Linked DNA regions of Homo sapiens: region 2 is linked to region 1. A link is a loop called in an ENCODE intact Hi-C map of the cell type or tissue named here. Cell type or tissue: dorsolateral prefrontal cortex. All regions are shown on one strand. Each heading gives the region's core, and the rest is flanking DNA. Links, peaks and the distances in the headings are about the cores only. Region 1 holds the start of LOC101928361 (a long non-coding RNA gene). Region 2 overlaps ARHGAP15 (Rho GTPase activating protein 15).

Evidence for each region. A loop is a pair of places that touch in the nucleus more often than their neighbours do. Peaks named below come from ENCODE experiments on the same cell type or tissue, not always from the same donor. Only the 100,000 strongest peaks of a DNase experiment are listed, where the experiment ranks them.
Region 2: it touches region 1 in a loop (2.1-fold over the local background); 4 of 110 quality-filtered maps call a loop at or near these places.

The regions. Positions count from the first base shown.
Region 1 is chr2:143,574,283-143,590,884 of GRCh38, reverse strand. All of the region lies in intron 11 of ARHGAP15 (Rho GTPase activating protein 15), which reads right to left. It overlaps LOC101928361 (a long non-coding RNA gene), which reads right to left and starts at 6,290. Exons shown (of 2, transcript XR_007087253.1): 1 at 1-6,290. In dorsolateral prefrontal cortex, for the core only: CTCF peaks have their summits at 8,478 and 8,693; no DNase peak of the experiment used is centred there; H3K4me3 peaks cover 1,315 bases.
Region 2 is chr2:143,678,587-143,695,188 of GRCh38, reverse strand. The region is part of intron 12 of ARHGAP15 (Rho GTPase activating protein 15); the gene reads right to left. The region is part of intron 4 of ARHGAP15-AS1 (ARHGAP15 antisense RNA 1); the gene reads left to right. Among named protein-coding and RNA genes, the nearest start is that of ARHGAP15-AS1, 89 kb to the left of the region's middle. In dorsolateral prefrontal cortex, for the core only: a CTCF peak has its summit at 8,416 (motif pointing left); no DNase peak of the experiment used is centred there; H3K4me3 peaks cover 947 bases.

The sequences.
Region 1 (16,602 bases), core at 4,712-12,711:
ACTTGATAAAAAATGTGCAGCTATACATGGCACACATCCAAACTTAATTTTTTGCCAATTAATAAAAAACATTCAATAACAAATATCCACTGGAACAACATCTAGTGAAGGCCCAAGTAATATACTAGATGCTGTTAGTGACAAAATAAAAGACACACCCTGCCTTCAAGTATCTTGTAGTCTACTAGAAAAATAAAGATAATAAAACAGAAACATTATAGAAGGCGATTCTGGAAGGATTTCTAATCAGCACTTAGATTCCATAAAGATACCCAGGAGGAATGGATGGTTGGGGGTGAGGAAAAGAAGGGGCCAGGCAGCTGAGGCCTGATGTCCTTTATGCAGTGGTCAAGAGAGGAGTGACCTGGAGGACAGGAGTGAGGGCTAAAGTGGCTGTTGTCCCAAATCTTTTCATTTATCCCTATACTCACACAGCAGTTATTAAACTCCTATCATGGCGTCAGTCTTTGAGGATATAGTGGTGAGTGAGACTGCAAGATCCTTCTGCTCATGGAGAGAGACAGACAGGACAACTAAACAAGGTAGCTTTGTGCTGTAATACTATGAAGAAAACAGAGCAAAAGTGTATGCTAAGTGTTTCTGAGCTACTTTTTAATTGGAAATTAAAGAGAAACAGAAATTTTGCCTGTTAGCATTGCCATCCACTCTGGAAAACAGATTGTGAAAAATTAAGAAAATATTTAAAAGATGGTGTTTTCTCTCAAGAAGGAGAAATGGGGCATGCACATGGAAATGAGCTAAACAGCTGGGGTATGGACATTCAGGTGAATCAAGGGCACTAGAAAGCAGTGACTGCTTCATGGAGCAAATACAAAATGAGTTTTAATCCTTACTATCTTCACTGATATTTTTCTGTGCAAGTCAAGTATCCTGTTTCATACTGTATTCTATATTCTAGAATCATATAAGCCACACCTTTCTGCCAAAATCGGTCTTGCTGAGTTGTTAAGTTACACACATAAAGTAATAAATACCTGAAAAAATACATTTCACCTATTTATATGAGTTTAATTTTAATTTTTTAACAGTTTCACTTTATGTTTAATGGATAAAATTACTTCCAAGCTTTAGTGCTTCTGTTTTTCCCTAGCTCCAAAAGTCTTTTGAACAGGAACCTCATCCTACCCATCTTTATATTGTTACCTTGGGTCTGGGATATCATAGCCATTTGATTGATGTTTGTTGAAAAGAGAGTAGCTGCAGACTCAAGAAGCCTACCCTAGACCTAAAGAGGGATGGGTTTAAGGCAATGATATGCAAAGTGGCTAAGAGCACATTGACTTTAGAGTCCATCAACCCTAGACTTGAATGTTGGCTCTGTCACAAACTAGATGGGGCCTTTGAGTAAGTTAACCTCACTAAGCCTCAGTTTCCTTACCAGAACAACTGAGATAATAATGTCTACTTCTTTGTATTCTGTGATTACTAAATGAGATAACATAAATAAAGTCCACAGTGTGATGCCTGTGTTCAAGAAATGCTATTAAAGTTGTGGTTGAGACAGACAAAAAGCAGGTATTAGAAATGACTTAAACTTGTCACCTTTGGAAAGGAAATGCAGTCAATTTCTATAAGCAGTAGAGTACATGGAGAAGAAGTAGATCTCTTGGAGCAAAGATAAAATTTCTCTATCATTCCAGTGACCAGTGACTACTTAAGTGGAAGTATATATTTAGGCAATGAAAATCACACTTCTAATGATATGTTGAAAGGAGGAAACTAAGGGTTAGAAATGCAGGTATGAGAATAATTTGATTGCAAGTGATGCTTGAACTCTGCAAGTTTTCTGAGGGAGTAGTGGGTAGGCAAGAGGGCCCAATGGTGAGTTTTTTTCATGCCTAGTTTAATAGGTGAAATAATGAAGAGGAATCAGCAAAAGGGAAGTCAAGGCCTTTTAAAAGTCTTGACCCAATGTCTTGAATCAGGAAGTAGGTTATAAAAAGGGCAGAGAAACTGTCAGCTGGTTGACAACAAATATGAAAACAAATTTATTAAAGAGTATAGAAAACTTGCCCAATCCAAAAAGCAGAGGGTTTAAACTGGGCAGAAAAGAACAGGTTCCAGAATCATTTATTGCTTAACACAGTACAGGGGATGTTTATTTGTGGGAGAATTCCTGGTGGGCATGCCCAGAGTGTATACAAGTCAATTTAACTAGCTAAAAATTTCCATGGGATACTATGCAGCCGCAAAAAGGAATGAGATCACGTTCTTTGCAGGGACATGGATGAAGCCGGAAGCCATCATCCTCAGCAAACTAACACAGGAAGAGAAAACCAAACACTGCATGTTCTTACTCGTAAGTGGGAGTTGAAATGAGAACACATGGACACAGGGAAGGGAACGACACCCACCAGGGCTTGTTAGGGGTGGGGAGCAAGGGGAGGGAACTTAGAGGACAGGTCATTAAATGCAGCAAACCACCATGGCACATGTATACCTATGCAGCAAACCTCACGTTCTGCACATGTCTCCTGGAACTTAAAGTAAAAATTAAAAGAAAAATTTACACCTGTCTCTTCTACTCACAAAAGCAAATTGGGATGCAGTGGAGTATGCCATTAAAAAAATAGAAAGCTTAAATTTTCTCCAATATTAGGAAAAGGCAAATACATAAGTACTTAGAGCAACTGAGATGGCTTCTCCAGAATGTAGTAAAGGGAAGAAAGTTAGATGGAGGGGTAGACAGCAGGTGCCATTGGCTTCCCAGAGCTCCTGTCCAAAAGGGATTGTAAAACATAACTGAAATCTAATGAGTGGGAGGAATTTATATTATTAGAACTTCTGTTAGGGGGACAATTACATAGCCTTCTTTGATAAGCTGTTTGGAAAGAAGGAAGAGGGCTAAAATTCTAAATGATTATCCTTGAGCAGAAAGAAAACATTGTTAAATCGTCTTCTAAGGAAGGTGAGTCCAGTTAAGAGAAAGGCTTTTGATTTAATGGGTTCAGTTAGTTGAGGTGCTAACAACAGTAGACTTCTTTTCTGCTCTTCTATCACTCAATACTAGGGATTGTATCTCAAAAAACTTAATAAATATAAATACCAGTTTAATGAAGTGACAAATTATTGGCTTGCTCTGGAGGTCAAATGACCACTGTGAAAAATCTGCAGCTTACTAGGGGTGTCCACAGGTCTCCATCCAGTTCTGATAGAAGGGCTGGTATTCCAGAAACGACTGTGAAAGACAGAAGACAAAGGAAAGGAAGGTCCTCATCCTTCATTATGGGAAGGGAAAAGCCAACTAAAGCAAGGGGTATTCAGGAAACATAATATATTTGATTTGTTTGAAATAATTCAATAGAAAGAGGCTTTTTTTTAAAAGTAATGTTTGAAGTAAGACCGAAACACAGTGGCACAAACTTTAGGAGTCCACAAGAGCTCAGGTCATAGATTATTTCTAGTGAAAAGCATCAGAACTAATTTCTTTCAAAACATTCCCAAAACAACAAACCCTGAAAAGTAGAGAGCCACCACACTAACAATACAACCCTTCAATCTTTAGTAAAACAAAAATAGCCATAGCATCAAACCATACACAGTCATATGTACTGTGAAATACTGTAAAAATAGAAATCGAAGTCTGCACCAAGATGAGGGAAGAATCTGAGAGTCAACACAAACTTCAAAAATGGCAGATGAAAGAGGTTTCCTTTAAAGGGTTACAGTTTCAAGAGTAATATCTGACAATCTGATTAGAGTATCAGGACATGGGAATGGCTGTATCCTATGAGTAAGGAAATGACCTAGAAATTTCATGCTGCAGAAAGTCAAGGGAGGTGGTACTGAAGGCAAAATCATTTTATTGTCCATTCCTCAGGATCATCACATAGGAACAGTGCCAAAGAGGAAGTTGCATGAAGGAGGAAGAGGAAACAGAAATTTCTAGATTCTGACACACAGAGCTGTGTTGGAGGGAGGAAAGGGAGAGGGATGGAGGAGGAGAGAAAGAGAGAGAGAGAGATTGAGAGATTGAGAGATTGAGATTGAGTAAAATTGCCCTAATCAAGAATTAGAGTAATTGAGTAAATGGCCTTTTTCAAGAAAAAGTAGCTAATTACAGAAACAGCATGAAATCATCAATTAGACCCAAGTAAAAAGGAAGAAGGGCTATACATCAGAAGATGAATTATTCAAGAAACCAGTGGAATTCAGACAAATAGTTAACCTATAGTTAAAAAAAAAATATTTACATATTATGCAATGGAAAGAGTATTTAAAAAGAACTATAAGTATTCAAAAAGATGAAAAGCAGTGGGTAGAGCTCAGGAAATTAGTGGAATTAACAAATCCCTATAAATGTCAAAGTAGAAGCAAAATAAAATATGCATGACTGAAAACACAGAATGGTATACAAACTAGAAGAAATTATATAAAATGAAAAGAAAAAGATTAAAGACATAAAATATGTCTATGAATAGTTTTAGTATATTGATAAAAGTGATTACAGTACACAAGAAAAATAGGACTAGTTCTCTTGAAGAAGAGAATAGAGCAAATGCCACAGAAAAAAAAATTAAAGATGTAATAGAAGAAAAGTTTTGAAAATACAGAAGGACTTAAATTTCCTTACTAAAGTGACACACTTAGTCCCAGGAAAATTTGACATAGAACAATTAATCTAACAAATCCTAGTGTAGCTATTAAAATTTAGGAATTAAAAATATAGCCATATGGTGTTCCAGGCAGCACAGGTAAATCATACTAACCAAGGGGGTGGTGGTGGGAGGAATGACCTCAGAGAACTTCACAGCAACACTGAGTGCTACATGAAAAAGTGTGCAAAATTTAGAGAAATTTAAATATAGATATATTATTTTATACCGTGACATGCTCTTCCAGTATAAGACCATTTGCAGACACTGTGAAACATTCAGAAACTAGAGAGTAGCCTAACCATGATTCTTTCTGGAAAAGTAACTGAATGCTTAAATCTAATAAACACAAAATTACAGCAAGGCACTTTCCCTTACAGAGAAAACTTGGTAAAATAACAAAGGGGTGAACATATTTCCTGTGCAGCATAGAATAAGACCAAACAATATTGGGGATATACTTATAAATGTAAATAATATAACATTTTCAATAATAAAATCCTAAATAACTTGGAAGACTATCTGGAAGGAAGAATAATTGTACTAATTTCCTCATCAATGAGAAAGATTTGGTCTAAAATAAAAACACTTTTTATTAAAAACACTTCTTTCAGAAGCTAATATTTCTTGGGTCAAATAAACATTTATTTGAAGTTCAGTCATTTTTCAAGTTCATTTAATTTCTTTTTCTTCTTAAAATTCAAGTAGAACTAAACATAAAACATTTTTGCTAAGGAATAACCACTGTGGCAGAATCATATTTTTATCTGACTATTCATCTCTATCAATCTCTCTACACCAACACATAGGGCCATCTAGAATGGTGTTGTTCACTAAATATTAAGATATTTATTTATGTGTATATTTATGTATGTGTTTATTTATGAAATGACTAGATGATGTAATTTTTCTTTGTATATTTTTGTATTATTTAAATTTTATAGCAGTTATTTAAATATTCTTAAATATAGTTTGTAAATATTCTTTTGACAAGTTTTTAAGTATTCTTTTGACAAACAGCAATATAGTTGCATAAAATCAGGCTGGGGTGTTTTTATAACTCTCTACTCAGTCAACATACAATTACAAGAAACGGCATGGAGCTGAGAAAATCTCTGCATTCTTTTAGTTTTAGACATCTATGGAATTGTGAACTTCCTGTGGGATTTATCTTGCGTTTATCTAAATTTAGAAAGAACATTTTAAACCTCGGGATGATTTTTTAACACCCAGTATGTTTCTGATCCATCTCTCTAGTCTTTATCAGTATGTTTAGAAAATGTTTTAACAGCAAAAAGTAAAATACATGTACGAAGATATTAGCAAGACATTCCAAAGTCAAATATAAATCATTTGAGCCAATTTATAATTAGAAATTTTACCTGCCACTGGTTCTGATGTGACCATACTTTATTTTCCAAGCTATTCAGAAATGTAGATCAAAAATCTTGCACTGAGAATAAAAGATGTATTATGTTGGTGCAAACATAATGGCCAAACTGCAATTATTTTTGCACCAACCTAATATGACCTAACTTACTCACATTCATAAAGATTGCTTTGCAGAATTCCAGTTTGACTTCAATTGGCTTTTGTAGATATGTATTATATTTCTATATTGTTGTTGTTGTTGTTGTTGTTTTTTGACAGAGTCTTGTTCTGTTGCCCAGACTTGAGTGCAGTGGCATGATCTTGGATCACTGCAACCTCCGCCTCCTGGGGGTTCAAGCAATTCTTGTCTCAGCCTCCCTAGTAGCTGGGATTACAGGTGCCTGCCACCACGCCCAGCTAATTTTTGTATTTTTAGTAGAGATAGGGTTTCACCATGTTGGCCAGGCTGGTCTCGAACTCCTAACCTCAAGTGATCCACCCACCTTGGCCTCCCAAAGTGCTGATATTACAGGCATGAGCCACCGCACATGGCCTATTGTCGGATTTCTAAATGCTCTAATTATCCAGATTATATTGCAATAGCATGGCTATTCTCGTCTAGAGTTTTAAGTCTGCCAGAATGCTACAAATGAACAAATTGTGAATGTCTAGATACCTTGATATCAAAGAAGATTGGTCTTTACTGCTGATTATCTGGCCAGTTTTTCATCTACCCTGTTGGGACAGCTTTATTTCGGTAATTTTAGACACTTGCTTTCAGTGTTGTGAAACTGCAATAGAATGCATTTTAACAGTTCAAAAAACATGAATGGTTACTCTTGGGTGGCATTTTCTCATTCGGTATATATTAAATCTATCAGTCAAAGGAGAATGCAAACTAAAATGTTTCCATTTTAAAATTCCAAAATTTCCAAATTTACCTAGAAAAGTTTCACTTAATTTAGCTAAAAAGTAAAGTTTAGTTGAAATTGTGAGAAATGACAGAGGAAACTGGTTTTCTTAACCAATAAAATGCCTAAAAATTGGTAGTAGACATTGAACTATAAAATTAGTATTCTTTGGTAATTGGTTCAAATACAAAAACATAAAACCTCGGAGAACTCCCATTTACTCACAATTATTTCTGAATAAAAGTAGTTGTTTGTCAGTTCACAAGAGGTCTTCCAGACTGAGTTTAACTTGATCATGTTTAAATAAACTCACACAAAAATCTTAGAAATGTCCCAAACAGAACCTAACTCCCTACAGTAATTTTTGGTTTCTCTAAGAATTCAGAAGCATTGGCTTAAGCAAATTTCATTAGGGAAATCCACACCATCTACCTTTCTGACCTCTTCCACCCCCCCCATTTTTGTCTTTACGAATGCCAGCAATATCCATCATGAGTAACTCAACTTTCTATAAAAGTAACAGTTCGTAAAAATCTGTAAAACTACTACTGGGAACAAACAAATTAAACAAATGACAATGTTATACAATAAAACTGCTGTTGTCCTCTGGTAGAAGAATTGCTTCTTCTCTGGGACTAATACATCTTGCAGGAACAATTTTAAATAATATGTAACATATGGAGTCAGCTTTTATTATTCTTCTCAAAGAAGACAATTATATTTATGTGATAAACTGTTCAGTGTTGGTAGCATGATACTCATATTACCGGCCACTTAAATAATTCCTGACATGTTCCTATGTGGATCTGCAGCTCACTTCTCTTGAAACTCCTCTTACATTTTAAGCCCCATCTCTTAACAATGGCACTTATATGCCCCTTTAGCAAGATCAGGAGGGTGGCCAGCTGTACGTGAGACCAGTGGAGAAATGATTTCCCTGCACTAGACGTAGCCAATGTACACTCATCTCTCCCTTTCCACACTTCTTCCATCTACACAGTTCCCATCTGAGTGTTCCCATATCCCTGAAGAAAAGCTGGGACTCAACCTGAGCCAGTTCTTGGTAGAATGAAAGAAAAACAGCTTTCAAGATTTAGCTTTGCTAAAGGAACTATCAATCTGGTGTTAACCATGAAAAGTTTTTGAAGTATTGTCTCCTCCTCACCCATTGGCAAGCTGGTATGAGAAGTGTTTTATATGACTTTAAAAGAAGTCTTTGGGGAAAGAGAGATGCCAGTAGACATCTGCTGAGTTGCCTTTCACAATTCATCTAGAAATGCTTAATAAAAGTAGAAAAAAGTTTGTCTCCACATCTTTTAGTTCTACTGTTCCCAACCCACACAGACTTTCTGAAGGAGAGAAATGAATTTCCAAATTGTCACTTTGGCTCACTCATCGGTTGCCACTGTGTGTTTAGATAACACTTGTTAAAAAGTGATGGAGTTTGCTCTGCCACCTCATGCTTCTGTAACGAATCTCTTACAGAGTATCAGTTGGGGTAGGATTTATCAATGCCCCTCCTCATTGCCCCACAGAGTGAGTTGAATAATTCTAATAATCAAAAGCACAGAGTCTGCATCTAGTTTGGAAATGAAACCATGGGTAATTTTCAAAAGTAGTGCCCTCGATTTTTGATGAACTGTCACAGAAACAGGAATTACCACAATTCAGAAATCACATCCACTAACCGACAGAGATCAGCATCTGTGGATGATTTCTTCTAACCTACTACCCTCAAATTTCTTCCCTGCCCCCCTAATAAAAACACACCCTTTTGCCTCATGCTTCCAATTTAGTGCAATCATGCCTCTTACTGGCCATTGCCTTGCAGGACAGCAGCTGTCAAATACACAGAGGCAAGGTATGGGGGTTTGAAACATAAAGCCTCATAATGTGAAAGATGTGCACATCTTATATCACGTCTAATATTAGACTCCAATGGGGCTGCTCAGCCTGCAGAAGCAAACACTCTTCACATCATAGACACTTGAAATAAAAGAGTGCTAAATGGCACTTATCACTTTCCAGAGTCTTTAGAGATAATGTCATTCAGGAAAAGAAACTGACCTCTTCCTTCCTCCCTTTACCCTCCCCACCAATGAAATGATTGTGAAAGAGAAGCTCCAATCCTTGGAAAATTTTAAGCAATTGTCTTTGAAGATGAGAGTTTTTGCTCTTCCAAAGATTCTGGGAATGTGAAGTTGGGGGAGATGCCGGAGAATAGCGACAGAATGTGCCATTTCCGGAGTTGAGACAGCTAATTCCAAGTATAACCTACATTTTTTTCCTGTAACTCATTTAAGACCTATTTATTTACATTGTTGTACTAATCCCTTTGCCAGGCAGTAGAGGTAAAGGTAACAAGCCCTCCCTACTTGCTATTAGGGAATTCAAGCTCTCGAAGTGAGAAGGTAAATGATTATACAGTACTAAATGCTATGGCAAATGCATGGATAAAATGAAGGAAAACCAGAGGAGAGAAGGAGAGGTTGCCTCTCCCTGGGAAATTTAAGGACAGTTTCAGAGAGGTGATAACATATTAGCTTGATTTTGAAGGATGAATAAGAGATTTGTAGGTGGGTGTGGGGCTGTGGGGCTATGGGGCTGTGGGGTGGAAGGGCACTCCAAGATGTGACTGCAGTGTGGGCAATGACACATAGCCATGTACCAGCTGGCACAGCAAGTTGCTTGTTTGCCACAATGAGCCCAGTTCTCTGTAAAGTGAAACTATAAAAAAAATGCAGCTTCTCTAACCTTTATGGCATATTGAGACAAATGTCACTTGGCACTTGCATCTTCTGGCTTTTTGTGGAGCTAATTAGTCCATCGAGTATGCCTGAAAACATGGACGGTGTTCAAGCATACCTGTGTGAAGCTGGTTACCAATTCTGTGCCTGCAGTCAAGTTACTGATCACATTCTACCTCAGTTCCTTTAGCTTAAAATGAGAATGAAAATAGAACCTGCTAAGTGGGATTATTGTGATGATCACAAGATACTACTGTTCAAAACTTAGCACATACAGTACCTAGCCCATAGGAAGTGCTCAGTATATATTAGTTATCATTAAGACCATCATTATTAAACATCCATTATTTATAGGCACTTTCTTGCACAGCTTGAGGGTAAAAATATAAAAGTCAAATATGATCCTATCCATGAGGATCTAGATGGTTTTGGTTGGGAAGACAAGGCACAAGTGCATGAATTAGTATAAAGGGAAAATTACATATATTAATTAGAATTATGTACCAATATATTTGTAATGATACAGAAAACAAAAAACTAGGATATTTTAAAGTATTAAAATATTAAATATTTTAAGGTATTAAAATAATTGTGATAAAACGCATATTAAAATTTAAAAATACATCTAAAAGAAGGATGAGTAAGAAAATGAGCTGAATTCATCACAGGAACTTGGAACCTCAGTGGAGTTTTGAAAAATGGGCTAAGCAAGAGAATTTCGGGAAAAGAAGAGATCCAGAATACAGAATCTGTTGTCACCGGCAAGTCATCGAGGTGGAAATAAACATACCATTCTCTGCCTGTAATAATTATATTTGTCTGCAGGAGCATAAGATTCGTGTTGGGCGTGGGCTGGAAATAATTGGATGTGGTCAGCTTCTGGAGAATATGTTGACCTCTGGAGAAATTTATCTGGCTTTGGTACTAACAGATACAGGAAATCTTTAGTTAAATTTTGTCTTTTCATTTCCTATTTACTTGCAATGGCACAAATCTCTGAAAAAATTGACATATTAAATACTCGTTGTTGGGACAACTTCTTTCACCTGTCTTTAGCCCCTAATTAAGTCACCATTACATAAAATGAAGTAGAAAAAATTGTTCGAGTTTCTACTGCAATTTTAGAGTATGCCATAAGCCTGGTCTGTTGGGCTTATGTTCACATCATTGAAAATTTAGGGAGAATTAGAAATAAAAAGAACTTTTCTTCAGCTCTCAGTGTTCTTTCTTAATAAAACAAATGTTTTGAAGAAACATTTGTTTTATTAAGAAAGAACACTGAGAGCTGAAGAAAAGTTCTTTTAACCTGCACAATGTGCACATGTACCCTAAAACTTAAATAAATAAATAAAAATAAAAATAAAAAAATAAAACAAATGTTTCAGTGCTGGTAATGGAGAAAAAAAGCTCTGTGCAGGGAGTGCTGGAAAAGTTCAGAATCTTAATTCTTGCCCACTTAAAATTATACCCCCCAAATATTTATTAATAAGAAATCAAGCTTCATCTTCTACTTAGGAAGTTGCATGATCAGCACTATTCTTCCCTCGACAAAAAGATCTGGCTGATTTATACTAAGTGGGGCATAGCCTCTGGGCAGTCTTCCTGGAAACAGGGATGCATTTGAGTTGCTCCCTTTATTCTTTTTGGACGAGCTCCCCTCACGGTCGTGGGCACACCTATCTGAGAATGCTGGTCTGAATGAAGGGCACAATTGATATCCATGGAACAAAGAGCATCATTTATCCTAGGCATCCTACAACTATCCTAGAAACTCTGAGCCCCACCTCAACTAACTAAATGACGTTTTGCAAGGACAGAAAAACATGGTACTCAAATTTAAACAGATTCAAATGTAATGAGACAAAGTTAGGGCCTATGATTTTGAGCCAGCTACAAGTGTTCTCCTTGCAAACTTGTGTTTGAATTAGTTTTCCATTCAGTAACAAATACTAATCGCAACTTTACACTCTCTGATTTAACCATCCTGAGAAGTCGATGTACTTAGATGCTTCCTATCACATTTTAAATGCTCTCTTAAATATTCAAATTATATAATTATGCTTAATTATGCGATACATTGTATTTGAATACACAATCATAATACAGTTTTGGCATCATTGTCATCTTACAGCATTTGCCTTATTATGCTGTGGCATTTTGAGTATTTCTGATCAAACAGTATAAATGGAACAGGTTTTGCATACTTAGCATCTTAAAACCCACTTTAAAGAGATTTACTATCAATGTACATTTTCTGTTCAGCTGGAAAAAATAAGAACTTTGTAGTGTATATTATGAAATGTTAAATATTAATACTATTTAAAGTTAATGGTATGCCAAAGAAAATGGCTAATAATATATTATACAATTAAATGCCTATCATATTAGCTCATCTATTAACAAAATAAAATAGATTCAAACAGAAGAGTTCTGATTTGTAGTTTTTTTAGCAAGAGTTGCCCATGCGTAAAAACTAAATTATTTATTCAATTTTTAAACTGCTGGATACATCAGTTTGCAATTATTTGCATATTTGAATGCTTTGTCATGTGTCCCTGATACAACAAAAACAGTAAACAGTTTTCTCTTATTGAATAAAAGCATCTTCTTCTGCACAGGGATACCACTAAAAATGACCAAAATTATCAACCAAAAAACTACCCCCCCACCTTTTTTAAAAATGTATAGAGCGCCATTGGCGCTTTCTAGATGGCCTAGAGTCATCAAAGATTTCAACATTACTCTCCCTGGCCCTTTGCTGGATTGTATTTGCTATCAGGTCTTGGCAAGATTTTCATCTACATAATTCCACATCATTATTCTGGCCCTCTCAATATTTACCTTTGCCTGTTGAAAGTTAAATCTCTCATCTTTCATACTCCATGTTGTAATTTTCTATTAAATATCTTGGTACTTGAATGACAACATGTGCTTAGCTTTAATGATAGTTTTTTTTCTTTTCAATGTTGGTTGCCTAAAAGACCTTGAAAGCATGTGGTTTTTGCTCCTAAAACATTTCAAAGATTATGTATAAATGAAATACTCAGGACATATGAGGGTCCACACTTATACCTGAGCTAGCAAACCAACGTAACTTGGACATGATTACCCCTTTCCTGAACCAATCAATTGCTGTGAGGTTTATGTACATCAGCTCCCAAAGCAATTACTGAATATTTTTAAAAAGTTCCCAAAACTCTGCAAAATTAATTTATCTAAAGAGTTTTAAGCACGTTCAAAGACTGCTTGCAAGTAAGAGAATTGCCTGAGTGACATTTGACATCTCTTCTATCTGTACAGTCTGGCATTTTTTGTCTTAACTGTAAAAATTCACTTACTCGTTGTAGAGAGCATCTTATTTCTGAACATAGTGCACCAGGTTTCCTCTGGGGAGTATCCCCCTCCTTATACTGCAGTTCCTGAATTCTGGATGGGAATCTCCCTCTACCTCCATGTAGGGGGCTTGTTACCTTGTTCTAAGCCAATCAGCCCATTCTATTTCCTTAGCCACAGTGAGTGATTCAGGGATGAGTTAATGACACAATTTTGGTTAATAATAGTCAGGTGCTTTGGGAAAGGAGCTTCCTGAGGGACTAGAAGCAGGGATCATGTTGATCCAGAACTGCTGGTGGTCATTTTACAACCATGCAAAGCCTGAGTATGAAGCTAATGGGGAGGAGAGCAGAGCTGAGAGACCGAGAGAGGTTAGGCCTTACGATTCTGTTTAAGCTTCAGAATTTAGTTATGCTTGAAGCTGCATCATTTCCTGATTTTTCCAGTTACATAAAGGAAAAAAATCCTTTGGTTTTTGTCCCTTAAAATCAGAAGAGTCCTAACTGATTCACTTGTATGTTTTATTTTCTGCTTTGTTTCCCTAATGGTGCTGAGTTTTCCAGCTGCAGCATTCTCATATCTTGAAAGATCAAATATGTAAAGAAATCGAAAGTCAACATTTCTTTACAGTCCCCAGTGAAGGGGATTACATTTTAGCTCGTATGAGGAATGGTACACGAGTGTGTTCAAAGTCAACAGATGACTTAAGTCAAATATTGAAATGTGGTGCAGATGGTAGGTTTCATCTATTTTTTCAGGGCCTAAGAATTTGTCTTAATGAAAATAAATCTCACCAACCTGAGCCCAAAGTAAGTGAAGGTAAAGTGGGAAGACTTTACTTATACATTCCATTGTAGATGTTCTCTCTTTCAAGTGATTTGCTTTTATTTTCAAGTGATTTGCAATTAGGAGGATTAGTTTTAGCTATAGTTTGATGACAGCTTTGTAGACAGAAAGATAGTCTATATGGTCATCAGCTAAAATCATTAATTGGGCTGGGACATTTCTTCAATGGAGGATTACTTTGGACTTCCTTTCATTCCAATAGAAATAACCTCAATCTATGAACTAGAGTCAACCAAAATAGTTTAGTCATACTTTATATCAGAAAGAAATTTAGTCAGTGGGTGAAAAAGAGGTGGTAAAATTGTTAAGTAAAATGTGACTTTTTAATCTAACTCAACTCCCAGAGTTCTTTTTTCTTTATCATATAATCCTCCCTTCTTCTGATTCTTCTGATATTTCCTGTTCTTTGCTGTATTCCATTAAAGGTATGCTAGGTTATATGATGTCCTACCAGATTAAAAGATTTGTGTTCATGATTACGTCGATAGAGTGTAAGACTCAGATGTTATTTGTATAACAGTCAATTTTTTCTTAATCCAATATCTTAAACCGGAAACATAAAGTGCATGGTGTGCATATTCAGGCACTTGGTTTTTTCTTTTTAAATAATATCTGTGCCATACATTATTAATGTGATCCATTATGGATGGATCACAGAACTCTTTCCCACTTATTTAGGACAATGTTTCAGTATCCTTCTTAACACAACCATCTGGTCAGTCACCAAGAAACAACTGTATTTAGTATAAGAGGTGAAATTATTTGTCTTTCCTGCCTCAGCCAATGAATTGATTTTCAAATTGTGGCATCTCAGGCACAGTGAAATGCTGGTGGGAAATTATTTTGTAAAGAATTCCCTTCAGTGGCACATAAGCATCCACCTACACTGCTGTCAAATCAGGTTAGTCCATGAGTATTTTAAACGTAGTTAAATAAGAGATAGAGATTTGGGTGTTAATGAACAGTGCTTTTTATAATATCATTTGAATATGGATATACTCAGTGACCTAAGTGAGTTTGTGTTCCACCTCCTCCGGTTTAGATTATTTATAAAATAATTCAGGGCACTTCTTTGTCAGAATAACACATTCCTTCCATCTAGAGAAGGCTAAATTGAGTATTCCACTCTCTGCCTTTTTCCTTCCCTTTTGCCCCCAGAATAAGACTATTAACATGGAAAGCAAAATACAGGCACTATTAGAACGGTATCATCTCTTATTTACTTCACAAAACAGAATACAATATGGGTTGCTGTGAAATACAAATGAACTGTAATCCTCATCAGGTTTGGAAATAATGGATTCAGGCTAACATTTCCAGAAGAAATATGAAGGCAGTATTTTAAATTTCCTATTCTTTCCCAAATGAGTTTGCACAAAATGTGTCGCTAAGAAGAGTAATGTGCCCATCACATAGTGAAATTTCCCACTTGCAAAATGAAAATGAAAAGTCTGCATTTTAGGATGGTGTATTTAAACACATGCACCATGCTGTCCTTACAGTAGGGAAAAGAAAGCTCCCCCTACTGGGGCATAAAAATGCCTCCTCTCTTTCCTGCACCCCATGGCTGTGTCATATGCAGGAAGGCGCAGAAACATATAGTCTTCCCCTTATCCCTCACAGAATCCTGGTTCTCTCATCAAAACATTACATTTTCCTCATTTTAGTTAATTAAAGGACAGCTGGACGTTTCATTATTGCACCAGTCTCAGCTCTGTCTAGTTGAAATGGGGCATATAAAGGTCTTGGTCCCAAAGACATTTTCACCAGAGATAAACAGTTTTAAAATCCATGCCTCCAATGGAGAAATTTGAAAAAGTAGTAAAAGTAATCTTTAAAGTGTACACATATGTGTGTCTGCGCACAGTTTTTACAACACACAAGTACTTACACATATAGGGAGAGTGAAACTCAGCAAGGTAAGAATTTTCACTAGAGAAATATATATACATGTCAGAATGAAGAAATAGATTTATGTGATTTGCGAGTTGGTATTAGTGATCGGATATTAGCATGTATTGGAAAATCTCTAGACATGTGAAACTCAATATGTGTATCTATTTTACTCTGTAAGCATAAAAAACTAATGTAAATGTGAGAAGTTTAGAGATTTAGAGGCATAGCCAAACTAAAGATAAAAATAATTGTTCCCATGACAATACGTAAGGTAACACATTTTATCCAGAGGGCAAAGAGGTTTACACTGCAAAGGATTCTAACGAAAATTTTCCTCAGAAGACATTTCTAAGCTTTTATAGTTGAAGTGTTTGCTGTCTACAGGAAAAAAATAAATCTATAGTTAACCAAACCTAAAGATATTTCTACCAATTCTAGCTAATGGGGGCATGGCCAAGAGGCTATTTAGCATGTTCCCTATATTTTTTCATGCTTTTACTGCCACTGGCATGAGACACTTTGGGGACACTCCCTGCTCGTCATAACCAAGTGGGCAGCCTTTATCAATAGAGAGGATTCGAACAACTGTTGCCTTCAAAATAGGTTTAATGAACAGTTCCCCATTTTCAAGAAGACGCTCATATTTTCATCTTTTTTATTATTATTTTTTAATTTTATTATTATTATACTTTAAGTTTTAGGCTCTTTTATCTTTTGAAATAAATCCTAAAGACTGTGGCTCCTTGAGAATCAGCCAATAAACAAGGCACTCTAACATTCTCTACCCATTTGAAATGAGCAAATGACCTGCTTCCAAAGTAGCTTTAGGCTCTTTCTACAATAAGGAAGGTCTTTGGGCTTTGTATATTGGAAACTTGGGTA
Region 2 (16,602 bases), core at 4,847-12,846, 100 kb before region 1:
ATTTATTCATTTATATCTGGTTTTACAACCTTTTTTTTAATTAAAAAAAGTCTTTACTATTTTGAGTCATTTGAAATCTTTTTCATCATAAGCCAGTAATTCAAATACTCAACTAGCTATTTACATTAAGCATTATCTTTGTACATTTTCATAAGGGTGGAAATCCTACAAATACTTTTCAAGGTTTGAGGTTTTCAATGTGTGTCTTTCCATTGGTAGACCAATTAAATTTATAAGGGATTAGAAAACTCACTTGAAAACAACTAGGATCTATATCACAATTAAGAAAAATGTGAATTAAGAAACACTTTTCCTGTCTTTGGGTTAAAAATATTGTTTTTGAAGAAGGCATATTAAACTTTATCCTTAACCATTCATTTTGAACAAAAGACCTCTGAAGAGGAGATAATGGTTAGTATAGTAAACTGTCCAGCTAGTTCATCTGACATGGTCACATAGTGACGCTGAGAGCAGAGAGAGTTATTAATTAAACAAACATCAAAATCCTTTAAAAATAGGTTATAAAATAATTTTATGATTCAGCTTTTTAAATTGTGAGACTATTGTAAAAGAAGAAAAACAGGCAACATGTGGCAACTTTAGTCAGCATTTCTGAACTGGGAGTGATAAACACCTCTGCCTGGCTCTGGCATTTATCAGGACTGAGATATTATTACCACATAGAGTCACAGCATGGTTACTGTTATCATCGGAAAAAAAACTGCCAGCTAATCTTAATGGTTTGTAAAGCCGTTACCTGCACTGGTCTGACATTTATCATGATCATTTTACCACATGGGTCCTACATAGCAAAGGTCTTTTATCTGGAAGGGACATCACTATGAATTATTATTTGCAGCTAGGTAGAAAATTGTATGTTGTAGATACCTTTTCTCATTATAAATCACATAGTCACATTTCACCATTTCCCCCAGAAAGCTGCTGAGCCTAGATTTTTGCCACAGCTTGTATTCTTCTCCCCCACCCCTTTCTTTTTATAGTTTCTTGAAAATATTAGCCATTTTTAAATTCACGCCTTTAATTTTTGAAGTACCACATATATGGCAGATGTAAATATGAACATTCTTTCATTATAGTTAAGAAACTTTCCTGCACATTCTGTATAAAGCCTGCGCAGTACTTTAGAAATTGAAGTTGAAAGACTGTCTACTTAAAAAAAATAATTATTCTCTCTTCTGACATGGTGTCCAGACTTTCTCTGTTCTTGACCTTGTCAATAGAATATTTACCAGTAGATCAGACAAAATTTCTTATGCTTGATTTGAAATACTCAAAACAGCTCATTCCAAGCCTGAAATCCTTAGCTTGGAAATATGTTCTTATAAGAAGTAAACCAGTTTTATTTTGCTAGTGAGTTCTTTCAGACTGTTAGTAAGTTATAATGGAGTAGAAGATTCCTCCAACAAATTTCTTTTATAAGATGCTTGGATTCTATCCCTAACTATCAACGTCCTAATGACATACATTAATACGTAGTATGGAAGAAATAAAGATATTAAAAGGTCTGATGTTTTAAAACCATGAGTTCAAGTCAGTAAAATGAAATGCATTAATTTGACAATGGAAAATTACAGTGCAAAGCCCAAGTTGTTTACCATGGAGAAAAAATGAACAAATCCTCCCTTTTAAAAAGATTGAGACAACTAATCTTCTGAAAAAGATATTTATATATTTTCTTCTTTCTCAAGTGTTCCATTAGGAATAAACAAGCCAGAAATTCTGTACTTTTATAATGAAGAGGGAGTAGAATTCTTTGCCATTTTTGCATTTAGAAAGAAATGTGCAAGAAGAATGTGACAATTTAAGCAAATCAAGATTGTTTCAAATGGATCACAAACGGGACTTTGTGGGATATTTTATACTAGCATGTGAAGCAAACAGTAAATTTGAAAGGAGGATTTTCTCAATGGTCTAGTTCTGATGTGTTTTCCCATTGCTTTGTGTGTTTAAAAGAGGTTTAGATGTGGTGTTTAATATTGCTTCGACTCTCTTGCAAATGAGTGCTGGAGAAATATTCGCACATGAAGGAACGCTGGTGTGCTGCATTGCTGACAGCAGCTGGGGGGATATGAATGAAGAAACCAGATTCCCGAGTCTGGATTTAGCAAGAATAAACACCTATCATTCCATTAAAAAAAAACTATCACTTTAAATGCTTACAGGCATCCAAAGTAGACCCCTCTTCCTTTGAAGAAGTCCAATATTTTTCTCAAATGACTCCATTCTTGAAGGGGAAAAAAATATCAACTTTAACCTGAGGTGCAGTATCTTGCAGTGATGTGTGTTAGTCTGCCTACCTTGCAACATTTGGTTCCATGTAATTTTTTGTATTATTACAAATTTCCTTCAAAGGAAACAGTTTCTGTTGCAGAGACTTGTGAAATATACTCACATAAATTTGGAGGCCAAGGGGAGGAGGTCATTTGTGAAATTAACCTGTACTTCCGTTGCTCAAAAGAAGTTGCACACAATTTGGTGCAGTCTTCTAAAATTTCATTGTAAAATGGTGGCCTAATATTCCAACATACTGCTTTACCCATCAAACGAAGGGCTACACTGGTTTAAAACAAATAAAAATAACAAGCAACAAACAACTCCTTCATTCTTTTTCATTTCAGAATGACTCTTTGGTTCTAGTTTCACACCCTCTTGCCATTATTGTCACCCAAATACTGTAACCTGGGAGCATTTACAATAATTAGCGAGGGGCTTTGCTGCCTTGGGTTTCCTCCTTTTCTGGGGAACTGGGTGAATTGTTGAGTGCTAATGAAAGTCGGAGACTTCTAGCTGTAGTTGAGCCAGGCACAGTGCAGGCAGACGCTTTAAGCTTCCCACTGTGCGGCAGTGCAAGCTTCCCCGCTGTTATGTTTACCATAGTTTTAATGTCTGTGAAAAAATTCCTGATGCAACCAAATTATGTTATGCCCTTTTATTTATCTAACCCTACCCTCCCTGCCCCCCTGCCCCAATTTAGCAGATTATTGTTGCCCCTGCCTATTACAGAAAGCTCCTCCTCAACTTTGTGACCATCTTACTACTTCAATTCTTACCATGAGAGTCTAGCTGCTTTGCAGCCTTGCTTGCAAAACCTATCCAGAAGTTTCGGGAGGATTACACACACACCCTGCTCTACTTCTGTCACCTAACAACAGATATCCTCTTTTGCACTGCATTTTAATTTCATCGGAGGTAATATTAAAACACCAAATTCCATCATCTGGCATTGGCAATAATAGCTTAAAATTCAAATGTACTTGGTGAAGTGCTCTATGTCTTTAAAAAGAAAACCTATTGAACGACCTCAAACTCTCCCTGCCAACTAAGATGAAAACAGCCAATCTGCAATGGGAGTTGTCCTTTTCTTAAAAATGGTTATCACAAAGAAAATGACCATTCCATTATATTGTAAATTGATGAATTCTCCAAGTGTGATGTACAGTGAAATTATTAATGAATATTCATACAACACTTTCAATCCATTAATAAGCCTTAAGACAATGAAGATGCAACTCATTCCCATTTAGATAATGTGTTGGGGGGAGTGGAATTAATAGCAGAAACAGTACTTGAAAAAGTTGAACTTTCATGTATCAAACTCCAGGTGCCAGTTTGAGGAGAATAACCAATAATAGCCATTTTTTACATATTTGATGGGACTGATTATGCAATGTGCAACTCTAAATGGCTTATAGCACATTGTAGCATGGTTCCATCCCATTGGCTACAGTAGGGTGCAGGCAGATGGATGACAGTGACAGGGAGAGAAGTGCTTTTGCTTAGCCGTGCGTTAAGATGCCATCCAGAAGCTCTGTGCACTGCAGACACTTCATTAGGATGCCAGGATAATGGTAAACTACCACTCAGAGTGACACCCCATTTCCTGCTTACTGAGCGCTCCAACCTCGGCAGATGTCAACAATCTCACAGTGCTACAGAGCAGACCTAACTTTCCAGCCACTTTGACTCCAATTTTTTCCTCCTAACAGTGCCATACATTATGTGCAATATGTAATGGCAAACACCTCACTGAAAACAAAATCTGCACAATTCGTTATGACCAGAGTGCTTCATTTTTTTTCCCTTCTTTTAAAAGATGAGGGACTGTGAGTTGGGCAAGAGAGTACGTCCGTCCGCTGTCCTAACCTCAACATTTCTTGCTATAATTTCATTTGCTAATCAGTTCAAAGTGTTAATTGTGTGATGAACTCTGATTAATAGCAGTTAAACTCTGATCACGGGGGATATGACTGCTTCTTTTAATTAATGTCCGTTCCAAAGGTAAGAGCTTTTGGAATTCTTTTGTTAAAGACTTGAGACTCAGTTTTGGTATGGTTTTTAGCTGTCTGCCAAAAAAAAGGCTGACTTGAGCATCTGGATGGTATTTTCTCTGCAAATGTATAACTTGAGACCATTCGCACACCTCCTTACCAGCAAGTCAAGCCAAGAGAAACTTTTTTTTCTATGATGTAAAATCCAAAATTCTTTTTATAAAGAACCAAGGTGTGGTTTAGATAGTGAAAAAAAATTTCCCCAAATGGAAAAAATAATACTCTGAAATCTATCATTACAATGAAATGATTGATTTACATTTTGTAACTCTAAGCATCTTCTTAGAAGCTCAAAGGCCCTTGTAAATGGCAGGACTAAAAATAAACATTCCCCTCTGGGGCCCGTTATCATTTCCAGGTAAAGACGCAACAGCAACTGTAAAGAAGTAGCCATAGGCAGAGGTCACACCCCAAGGAAGAATTTGATTGCAAACTTTCAGTGTGATGCCCTCTGCAAAGAGCTGATGCAAATCATGACTTTTGGTTTTAAATGGCATCTGGTTGGCAACACCTAACCACCTCTTGAAACTTGTCACTAAATTTGCTTCAAAGCAAAGAAAACATAATAGAATTCTTATAATAATTTAAACAGGGACTGAGAGTAACATAGTGACAAAAATTTAAGAATAACTTACTCGAAGACATGTTGGTCTTAATTGGAAAGTGCCAGTGGTGCATGAGCTATTGAAGTACTGAACCAGAGAGTCTGCCTTCCTGAAAGCAGATAGAAGCATCCTTATATTTCTTCAAGTGTCTGATTTTTAGAATCAAAGCCTCCAGGCCTATGCCAACCAAAAAACTGGGCAGCTTTTTCCTACACAGTTAATGCTGTTTAGAAGTAGTGTGAATGCTTCCCTTCTGCCCCTTCTCACCAGTCGCCTTCCTTTCTAAGCTACACATCAAGACTTCTCTTCATACTGGGATCATTTAAAGATAGCAATTTCCATGAAGTATAACTGAGGATATTGTAGGTAGAAGGCAGAAGGAAAGTCCTGATAATGGCACATATCCCCATAGGAATTGTGTAGTCCCATATGTAAAACATAAAGGGAAGAAAGGGTGGAGACTGGCAAAATTCTTTAGGAAGAAATTCTTGGAATTCTAATGCTTTATGCACTTTATCTTTTAGAGTGCCACAGAGTCAAGGAATTAGGGTGGGAGAAAATTCGATGTCAGGATACTAGTGCCTTAAGAGAACAAGTATGCTAGATAAGAATTAATGTAAGAGCTGTGATTATAAATTTGCCATTTGAGTATAGCTTCAAGACAAAATGCTAAGGCTGGAGCTGAAGCAGAGGGTAAAAATCAGTGTGCATAGAATGTTGCATACATTTCTACATTTTGAGATGAGTAAACATAACAAAATTTCCAACAACGTTTGACCTATGAAAGAACTCAGAGAACAATGCTCATAAAAAGCTTAGAACTCTTACAGTAACTGCTAGACAATTAAGAAGCTACTTAGTATCTCTAATAAAATTTGACACAGGGAGTGGAATGAGAAGGATCAGCAAGCCATAGGAGAGGACAGGGAAGATGAAAAGATCACTAGAATAAGATGACAATTATATAGATGATTTGAGGAAGGACAGTGTGAAAACTAAAAATGCAAAACAAAATTAAATTTTGCACTGAAGTTCAAATTGTTACTCCAGAAAAATTAGGTTTGTGATACGGATGACAAACCAGAGAAGTTTTCCCAGAATATGGAGACATAAAAAATGATGAGAAAGAAGACATGTTGGAAGTCAAAGAATGAAGAGATTATCTACAGCTTATAAGTATACTTGAGGAAGAAACCAGAACATTTGAAAAATATGCAAGTCAAGCACAAAATTAAGAAAACTCCTGTGAGTTAAAAAACTACCTCAATATTGAAAATGACAGTGAGGTTCTAAGAAAATATTATCGAGGTGGTATACTATCTTGATATATTCTGGCAAAACTTTCAAATGGCAAGGATAGAGCATCATTCTACAAATATTCAGAGAAAAAGAAGACTAAAAAAATAAACATTTAGTCTTTCCTAACACTTTTCTCACTAAATCCTAAAAGAAAACAAGGCAGTATCTTTTGAATTTATAGGAAAGAAATTGTGGCCCTCAAATTGTGTGCATACTCAAAATTGTCTTTTGCATGTTAAAATAACAAAGACATTCTCATGTATGCAAAGATTTATAATAGGACAGCTTTCTTGAAAAGTTTACGTGAAGGCTTATGTAATTCTACTAAGTGATGAATCAAAATTTACAACTCAAGAATAGAGACACTGTAAACAAAACTAAGCATCTTCTTTACTTAATTTGGATCTAAAACTCCAAAGGCCTCCTTGGATTACTTCTCTCTGGCTTCCACTTAGCTCTTGGTGACAGGAAATGCCTTTCTTGTGGTCCACCCTTGATGGTTCAGGTGAAAGCTCTGGGGGCATTTGATGATTATTTAAAACAATGACTGGTGCTGTTCATTCTGGAGTTTGCTAGAAAACAACATTGGAACATTGCTCTGGAGAGATACTAAACAAGTTTTTTATTCCTTTCAAAAATATCAAAGCTGCAGAGAGTGGCATAATGTTTACTTCTCTTCGTAGGAATACTTGGTAAACCTGCTTTGTATCTATAATAATGGTATTGAAAAAACTGAGTGGAGGGCTATTAAAGTGATAAAAACTAGAAAATCAAGCAATTAGGTATTACATATGAATTTTCCTATGTTACACATGTTTTAAAATTAAGCAGGCTAGGATAAAACAAATGCAGAATGAACATGTCAAAGGAAATAGCCCCAAAACATGGTTATTGTTAGAGTAATTTTTCTTTTCACTTTTCTGTAAATTTCAAGTTAACTTCAATAAATATTTATTATTTTTTAATCTGTAAAAAGAAGCAATTTAAAAATAATTTTGTACAATTGTTTAGATACCATATAATTTTGCTAAGCAGTTAATTAAAAAGACTGGTAGGAATATACCAAAATATTAACTGATAAGTTATGCTTAAATAATAGGAGTATGGATTCTTTTTTCATTTTTAAAATTTATTTTCCACATTTTCAATAATGAGTTTGTGTTATTTTGATAATAAAAGTAATTCTCTGTGTTGGTAAAATGATAACGTTTAGTTTGGTCTATGCCAAAAGAAAGATAAACTATTTGCACAGATCAAATCACTTCAGGGAAAATTGTGTGCTAGACTTTCCTCTAGGTATTTCTGTTGCAGTTAACCTTTTATTTAGTGAATATATTCTAGAATCAAGAAAGCAAAGTCTGAGTTTGCCACTATCTTCTCCTGGGTGAAGTTATTGGGCGTAGGGGCACTTGCAGAGAGAGTACAGAAGATATAAAATGCCTTTAGACTATATATTTGCAGTCTGAAGGAGGACTAAGGACCCTGCAGTGCCATGTATGTAAATATATTCTAGTTTCATATTCTAATTTCTGGCTCTTCCTCAATCAAATCCTTTCTTAGGGAATTGTATTGCTTATTGGACTGAGCCTCCAAAGAGTGGAAAATAAAACCTATACACATAACACTAGTTCATGGATGAGAAGTCACAGTAACATTTCTAAGTAAGAAAATAGTCAGCTGTTCATTTCAAAATATTTGTATTGAAACACACATTTTTTCTCATACCTGAGCCTTTAAGCCATATCAATCCCTCTTTTCTTTAAGAAAAATAGGTCCGTTAAAGTTTTCTCTACTTGCAGAGAAAAGTAGAGAAATAAGATAGTTACCCAGCTGATTCATATCCCTAAACTTTAATTTTGCCTCAATTGTTCTACAAGTATTAGATGCCCATTTAATATCTGTCGATCAACTAGTCCAGACAGTTGACTCAATTCTTCAGTGTACCTTATGTGCAAAATGAGCTGAGAAAATATTCTTTAGAATTAACATTGATAGCTCCCAGTTCTAGTCCACGGGAACACAAGGAACCAGAAGTTAAATATTTTGAATGCAGAAGTTGTTGGACAAACAAGAATTAAGGTTTTTGGCTCAGTTTTAAGTCAAAATTGGTGTTAGATTTGTATGGACCACTAATTTGAAACAGTAGGACGTCAGTGTATCTGGAATATTTAAGAGAGCCCCCTGTTGGTTAATCTTAGAAGTGTCTTCGGATTCCTTTCTGACCAGACACATTTAAGCACAGGAAATTGGCCCTGTGATTAAAAGTGATTTGAGATGGGGGCAAAGTAAGCCTCTATATGGCATTTATACCATTTTCACAATAAAATATGTTCAAAAACAGTCATTTAATTTTCACTTTTAAGGGATATAAAAAGACAATACTAATCTCCAACAAATGTAAGCAAGGTGGGAAATATTTTAAATAGAATTAGACTAAAAAGTAAATGTGTGCATATTACAGTGGGATTCCTTAGGGGTTGGGAGTGATTGCTATATTGAGAGTAGTGCTTTGCAAGGGCTTTTTTTTTTTTTTTTTTTTTTTTTTTTTTTTTGAGACAGAGTCTCGCTCTGTCACCCAGGGTGGAGTGCAGTGGTGCAATCTTGGTTCCCTGCAACCTCCACCTCCAGGGTTCAAGCGATTCTCCACCTCAGCCTCCTGAATAGCCTCCACCCAGCTAATTTTTGTATTTTTAGTAGAGAGGGGTTTCACCATGTTGGTCAGGCTGGTCTCAAACTCCTGACCTCGTGATCTGCCTGCCTCGGCCTCCCAAAATGCTGGGATTACAGGCGTGAGCTACCGCGCCAGGCCCTCTTTCATTTTTCTACATCCAATTTCTGGCTGAATTTGTAAAGAGAATAAAATTATTTTCTCATACAATCAAGCAATGGACCTTTTCACTGGTAGACATATTCCAGGACTTTAGAAATAAAAAATAATAATACTGGACACAAATGTTATTCTTTTCCAGCTAACATAATTTTTTTTTTAAAGTAAACATCAGCTTCTCAAGAGAGATTTCGATTTGAAGACTGTTTATTATATCATTTGAATAGGACTAGACCTGGCCTTTTGACTTTGAACCACTACCAAATTTCAGGCTGTGAGGAAATTGTTCTACATTTCCTGACAAATTGAGTTAAGCAGACATTAAGTGGGCTTTAAGAAAACAAATGGCCATCTTTATCACAGGTGGACACTGATGGCTTAATGGGGCCTGGGCTGATTGTATCACTTCTAATGGCTTGACGGGAAGCATTAGGGTTTTTGCATAAAGAACTGGCATTGCGAACCCTGCTAACACAGACCTGTCAAGCGCTCTGTATCCCTTTGTGCACGGAAGCAGATGTTTGTATGTATACTATGAACTGGCATTAGAGCAAGCGACAGATGCCTGTATGAATGCCAGGTTTGTGAATTTTTACAGCAGGAGCATGTTCTGAGGAAGTGCAGCCCTGCCCTCTATCATAGGTAATTCCCAATGGAACTTGCTAAATCCCAGCTATGTTTTCATTATTTGGCTTTCCTAGCAACTGGATGAATGTGTCTATCCTGAAAATGCAAGATGAGAGCCCTACCAAATTCTTACAGATTTGCAAATAGCTCGACTGTGTTTTGAACTTGGACTTTCCAGGCAGTGCTTCTGCACTGTAATCACAACCAACTTACTCAGAGGAGCCGGTGGTATTATAGCTCTCTAATTAAAACTTACTTCAATGTTGATGTGTTAGGCCTCCCCCATGGTCACCCTACAAGCCCACCCCCCTCTCCCGAGCAAATGCGACTTCGGTGTGGAGGTTTGCTTTCCTGCAACATTCAAAACTTACATTCTAGTTGTCTGTCAACAACAGAAACAGGTAGCTTGCAGTCCATTAAACAAACACAGTGCCCCCCTCACTTTTATTTGACATTTTATTTGGCTGTGACAAATGAGCAGCAGTTGGATTATAACATAATTTGTCTTGTCTTTATTACCAGCACAAAGGACACCATTCATTAATTATTCTGCCGTTGCAGCTTAACACTGACTGGAAAGGTCTCTCTTCGGACAGATGGCGGGGACGATGTTATTTATATCAATCAGCCAAAATCCTCAACAAGGATTACTGTTCCTGAGACTACAATGATTTATTTCTTTTTACCTCACCTTCCCTCAACCCCTACTGCTTTCAGAGATTTCTCTATAAAAACGAAATTTGATGGGAATCTTAAAGCAAAGCCATATTTAACCGGTTAGCTTGCAAAACAACATGCATGCTACATCAGTTTAACTACATGACATTAGCTGCATATTTTTTAAGCTGCTCGGGGTTTTTTGATCTTCCATTCTAGAGAGAAAGATTAACTGAAGGTCTCTGGGCAGCAAGTTCAGCAGAAGTTTGCCTCTTCTGTGACATTGTATTGCTGTGGCCCATGGGACCCCCCAATAAGGATATTATGCTGTCAAGATTTTTTTTTTTGTTTTTGCTGAGATGAGATGATCCATCCTATTTCAGAGTCCAGAAGACTTTCTGCAAGATCAGCTAGGGTATTTGGTTAAACTAAAAAGAACCACTAAAACCCCAAAAAAGCAGAAACACCCTTAACCCCCTGTCTAAACTGGAATCAAATCAAATGAGTGAAGGATGTCCTTTGATTTCTCCTGGATCCACATTTTTATTCAGTGGCACAAGGTGGTTATCAGGGTGGTAGTGTGTAGTGGATGATTTACCTTGCTTGTTTTGTGTTAACGATTCTGTCCAATACATGCTGATCAAGCACTAATAAAAGACTAGACTGAACCCAGATGTGACATTCTTGTACACATTTTTCAATAGTGCTTCTGAGATGTGGCCATTTGTCCAATTAAAATCTTTAGGAGATAAATGTGTGCAAAAAAGTGTACAGATTATTGAGGCTAAGACACTGGAATTTTTTTTTAAGTTTTCTTCTTCAATATAATAAAATAATGCAGAAAGTTTTTTGTCTTCAGAAATTATTGGTATAACCTTGCTATCCTGATTAGTTTGCAAATATTAAAAGTCCCATCAAGACAAATATCAGCAACATGCAAATACCCTTGCAGGTTGTGATTAAGATTTTAAATGTATCCTTTTGCTTTTAGTTAATGAAAAACAAAGTCTTGGAGGATCTAAGTTGTAATTTATTAAACATGAAAGGCTCCTTGATGAAATATAGAAATGAGATATATTTTGCATTTCAAAGATTTAAGCTGACAACTTACTTGCATGCAAATAAGAGCAAGATTTGTAAAAATATTTGAAAAGAAATTATTCCTGAATGTACTTATTACAATAATGTGGCATGTAGATAAGAGAAACACACAGCATTAAAAGACATTCATTTCTCCAAAGTCTTAAAATTAGCTTCTTTCTGCCATTGTGTATTAATGTTCTTCTTCAGGAATGCAGCATATTAAAGAACTGAACAGAATTAGTAATAAATTTGTTAATTACAAATTTAAGCAACACAACTGTGTTGTTTTCCCAATATGTTTTTTTTTCAAAAGCAGAATTGCTAATGCATTTTAATCATTTATGTATAAACATTTGAGGATAAAATATTCTGAAGTTTATCAATTTCAAGAGCTGTTTATTTGCTAGCAAAATAGGCCATGTTATACAACATATATCTTATCATTTTTGCTCATCAAATCCCCATTTGCTGAATGCAAATTTCCCTGGTCTAAGTGCTCTTGCACCTCAATTTAAATGAATAATAGGATCGACTCTATTAAAATCAGTTTAAGGTTGCCATGGGTGACATATCAGTAGGGTTAAAATGAGAAAAAAAGGTCACAGAATCAGTCCTTACAACCTGTTTTTTATCATAATGAAGCATATGTAAGACTCGACGAAGGCTTAAATAACAATATGTCACTTAGGCAATACTTTAGTTTGTGGGTCTTCTTAAAGAAATCTTTTTTTAACCACAATGTATTCCAAACAAAATAAACGTAAAATTACAGTGCCATCAATAACTCCGGGAATGTATTCAGTTGCACTGAAAATTAGAGAGTAAGCAAGCTCTTGTGCTATTACACCAGACTGGCAGATTGTGGATTCGTAAGAATAACAGAGAACTCCTGCGAAAAAGGAGAAGTGGGTAGGTTTGCTGCAGTAAATCTCTTCTCATAAGGATCCATCTAGGTGCTATGATCAAATTAGCAAAGTATATAGGAAGTAAACTCAAATACTTCAGCTGAGAAAAATTTTGTGTCCTCTGCTAATGAGATTGAAGGATTATTCATGTAGCTATTGGTAAGTACTGAAACACCAGCACCAGACTTGGAAGATATCCTGGAGCAAAGCTTTTGGTTGTAGTTTTAGGCTTTTGAAAGCTGAACAAGCAAGACTTTGGGGCTGCTGGAATGTGTGTGTGCGTGTACATATATATATATCTGTGCATGTGTGTGTATACACATGCACACACATACATATGTGTATATATGTATATATGTAATCATGTTTTTGCATTTTCACATTTTTAAAGTCAATTCTATTTCTTAAAGTCACATTCATTGCTGATTTTATATTATTTATGATTCTCATTTGGCTTTCCACAGAATCACATTTTTGTTTTAAGTGTTATAATTCCTATCTTTTTTTAACCTGCAATAAAAGGAAAAAAAAAAATCTCCTTATTTGCTAAGGTTACAGCGTTAGTTTAATTTTCATAGAAGCGGTGGAATATTTTGAAGAGAGTAACATTTACCAAGTCATTAGTTTTATGCAAACTAGGAAGGAAGATGAAAGAAAAAAAATTATCAATTATTTATAGATTGTTAAAATGTATCTTAGTGCACTGCTACTGTATAGAAATGACAATTAGCCAAACTTACCTTCTTTAATTAATAATGCATACATTATGCTCTTTGGGCAACTAATCACCAGCTCTACAAATTTGTTTGACACTGCTGAAGATACCTATCACATGGGTTAAAAAAAGAACAATGCTCTACTAGCTGCAGTCAACTTTTAGCCTTCTAGCATTACTTAAAATGCTGTAGCAGTTTCAAGGAGCAAAATGGTGGTCCTGTAGCTGCTTGACACTATGAATAGGGCACCAAGCTGCAGAGTGCTGCTTGCCATGCCTCTGGCACCAAAGAATGCATTCTTTATCTCAAATTGCTTGCTTAGAGACAAAACACCTCGATTTCTATCTCCTGTGTTAATTTCTGTAATCTTAGAGTGAAAAATTCTTGCAGGTAAATTGGTCCTGTTGCCTTAAAGCCTCATTGACCATATTGTCTGAACAAAAATAGGAACATACGGTTGGATAAAAGGAAGAACTATATGGAAACTGAACTATTTATAGAGAATCTGGATGAATGGTCGCTATGCTTACCACAGAAAATTCCGATCAAACCTGTGATGAAGACTTTTATGGCCATGACTCTCCACAAATTTATTTTTAATAAAACAGAAGCATTTATCCATAGTAGTTTTAGGACTGGAAGGAAATGTCAAGACAAATTTTCAAAGAAATTTGCCCGTCTGCATCTTTCCATACTTTAAGGACTGCAAATCCAGTCTCCTCATTTTACCCACAAATCTGAAGGCAAGGGCAGCTACTGGAAAGTTTGCAAAAGTTTCACATACGCTACTAAATTAACATAAAGGCCCAGGGATTCTATTTCTCAGAGGTCACTAAAGCATAGTATCACATTGAACTGCATACTTAAGTGGTCAACAAGCCAACTGACATTGGGACCAGGTAGACACTCAGCTGTCACTGATTTCCCCCTAGAGTCACACACACCACAATGAGGTAGCAGCTTGTAGCGTTTGGAAGGGGAAATGAGACTGGTGCAGCTCCATCACATATGGTGTTTAACAGACTACACTTCCCATTTGCTCCTTCGAAAGGTGTGCATTTTCAAGGGATAATGCCAAGTGTTCTTTGTGCTATGGTGTCTTTGCACTGAAAGGTGATGTGTCTGACACATTTTGGCAGGCTACTATGAAGAGATTTAGAATTTTCTACTGACTTTCACTAAGATTTCAGAGAATAGGATTGTCCCTTATCAAAGGTAGTAATCTGTCTTTTGGGAGGATAGGATCACAGTTCTTGAGTGAACTGAGAAGTCATGGATTTTTATTGATAATATTACTCACTGCCCTGTAAAATTTCTGTTTTGTTGCTTTTTATGTAAATATATACTGACTAGTGGCTCTGCCACCTATGCAGGCTTATCATTTTAAGGAGATTTGGAATTAGCGCTTTGAAATGTGGGTACAGGAAAACTAGAACGTGTCTCTCTGGTGAAACCACCTTCTCTTTTTCAGCTGTTTTAAATGAAATGCAGACTAAGAGTCAGGGTAAATGCAAGGGCCATGGAGGCCCAAGAGAAGAACCAATTCTACATGTAAACCAAAGAAAATTTTTATTTCTGTCATGAACACTGGGTATCTCCCCACCCACCATTTAGAAGGATTTCTGTTAGCCTTTTGTGAAAGATTGCTCTCATTTATTTAACTCAAGCCACATGGCTTAGCTCCATAACCAGTATAGGGTTACTAGAGATTAAAAGGAAATCCATTTTGTATCTATGGAAATACCAAGCTGGAATTTAAGCTACAATTGCTGCAAGTTTTCCACATTATTGTATAAAATTGCTAGATTTATTAATGCTGGGCATTCTTCAACTACCCCATGTTTTGCCCTGGTCAATGGTTACCTGTCAAAATGCAGAACAATTTTTCAATAATATTCTGTGCTACAGAGAAAAATATTGTGTGGATTTTTTCCATGTTTTTGTTTGTTATAAGCTGAGTATTTGCAATAATTTATGGAAAGTCTTGGAATTATAAATATTAAGGCATTGCCAAATGATTTAACTATTCCTCCATGGCAAATTGTCTTTAAACACTACCATTTTTTTCCTTTTTTTTTTTTTTTTTTTTTTTTTTTTTTAATCATTTACTTATGGACCAGAAACACTTGCAGGCTCTTGCCCCTGGCCTTCTGTGAGAATGTTAGTTAGCAATGCTCATAAAAACTCAATTCATCAATGTGAACATAATTTGCTATGAACAGAAAGCTCACAAAAGGGTGAATTTGTCAGATAGACAGGTGGCCTGAGATCTCTCCCTGATACTGAATGATATGAATAATAGATTCTGGTAAATGTATGCCAAGACTTGAGCTGTAAACACAGCTGCCTCCATTCCCTTCCAGAAAAACAGCTTCGAGGACGAAAGCACAGGAACCACGGTTCCACCTGAGGACCTAAGCTTGCACACACACACATACACACACACACACACACACACACACACACGCACACACGCACCCCCTCATTCAAGAAATAAACAACATCTATAAAAAAGGACAGAGTTGGAGGAATCTTCATGCTTTTCTGTTTCTACGAGAAAGACATTTTCAAGCTATCTTGGGCAGAGGAGACTAGATAGAGAAGAAAAAGGAAATAGATTTTCCTAATGGCTCTGGTTCTATATTATTCAAATGTCTTGTTTTATAAAACACACAAATCAACAGAGCTAATAAACTTTGCAATATTATAACTCCTGTTTTATAATGAGCAAAAATAAGAGCAGGTTGACTCTGCAGAAGCACTGTGCTTGAAATCATTCTAGTAATTCATGGCTATTTGTCTTATGGGTTATTAAGTATTTATTAAGGTTCAAATGTAATGTAGCCCTTTCTCCAATTTACTCTGAACTTTAAAAATCTGTTTTGCAAATTGTTTTCCAGGTAATGCACAAACCCACTTAAGAGCCGAATCCCAGGATTTTTGAAGATTCTGGTTGAGTGCAGCATATTTTTTTTTTTTAGCCTTTGTGGATACTGGTGCATATAGGTTGACCTATTCTGATAGCATTTATGATTGACTTTTCTAATCAACTAGCAAAGATATTGGATCAGACTTTCCTACTTACTACAGCAAAGCAGTGTTTCTTAAAGTAGAATACATATATGTTATTGGTGGCATAAGAGACAAATTTAATGGTTATTTAGTTTAATGCATATTTAAAAAACCATAAGTAACACTAAAAAATGTATGCTTTCATAGATATTATTGCTTAGGATAAAGCTAAATATATTTAAGTATAAAAGTCATTTGCTTTTAGGAAAAATAATTAACATCGATACTACTGAAAATACAATCAGTGAAGTTAGCATATGGATCAATGAAGTTTGGGAAACTTGACAATCTCTTTCCAATCCCCAAAATCACATAAATGATCTTATCAAAAGTAATTAGGATCACAGAGCCACAGAATATAGAATCATGACATTTTTAGAGTTGGAGTAGACCTTGGAAAACATTCTGTTCTCTTCTCTAATTTTATGGATGTAAAAACTATGATGCAGAGGAATTAAGTGA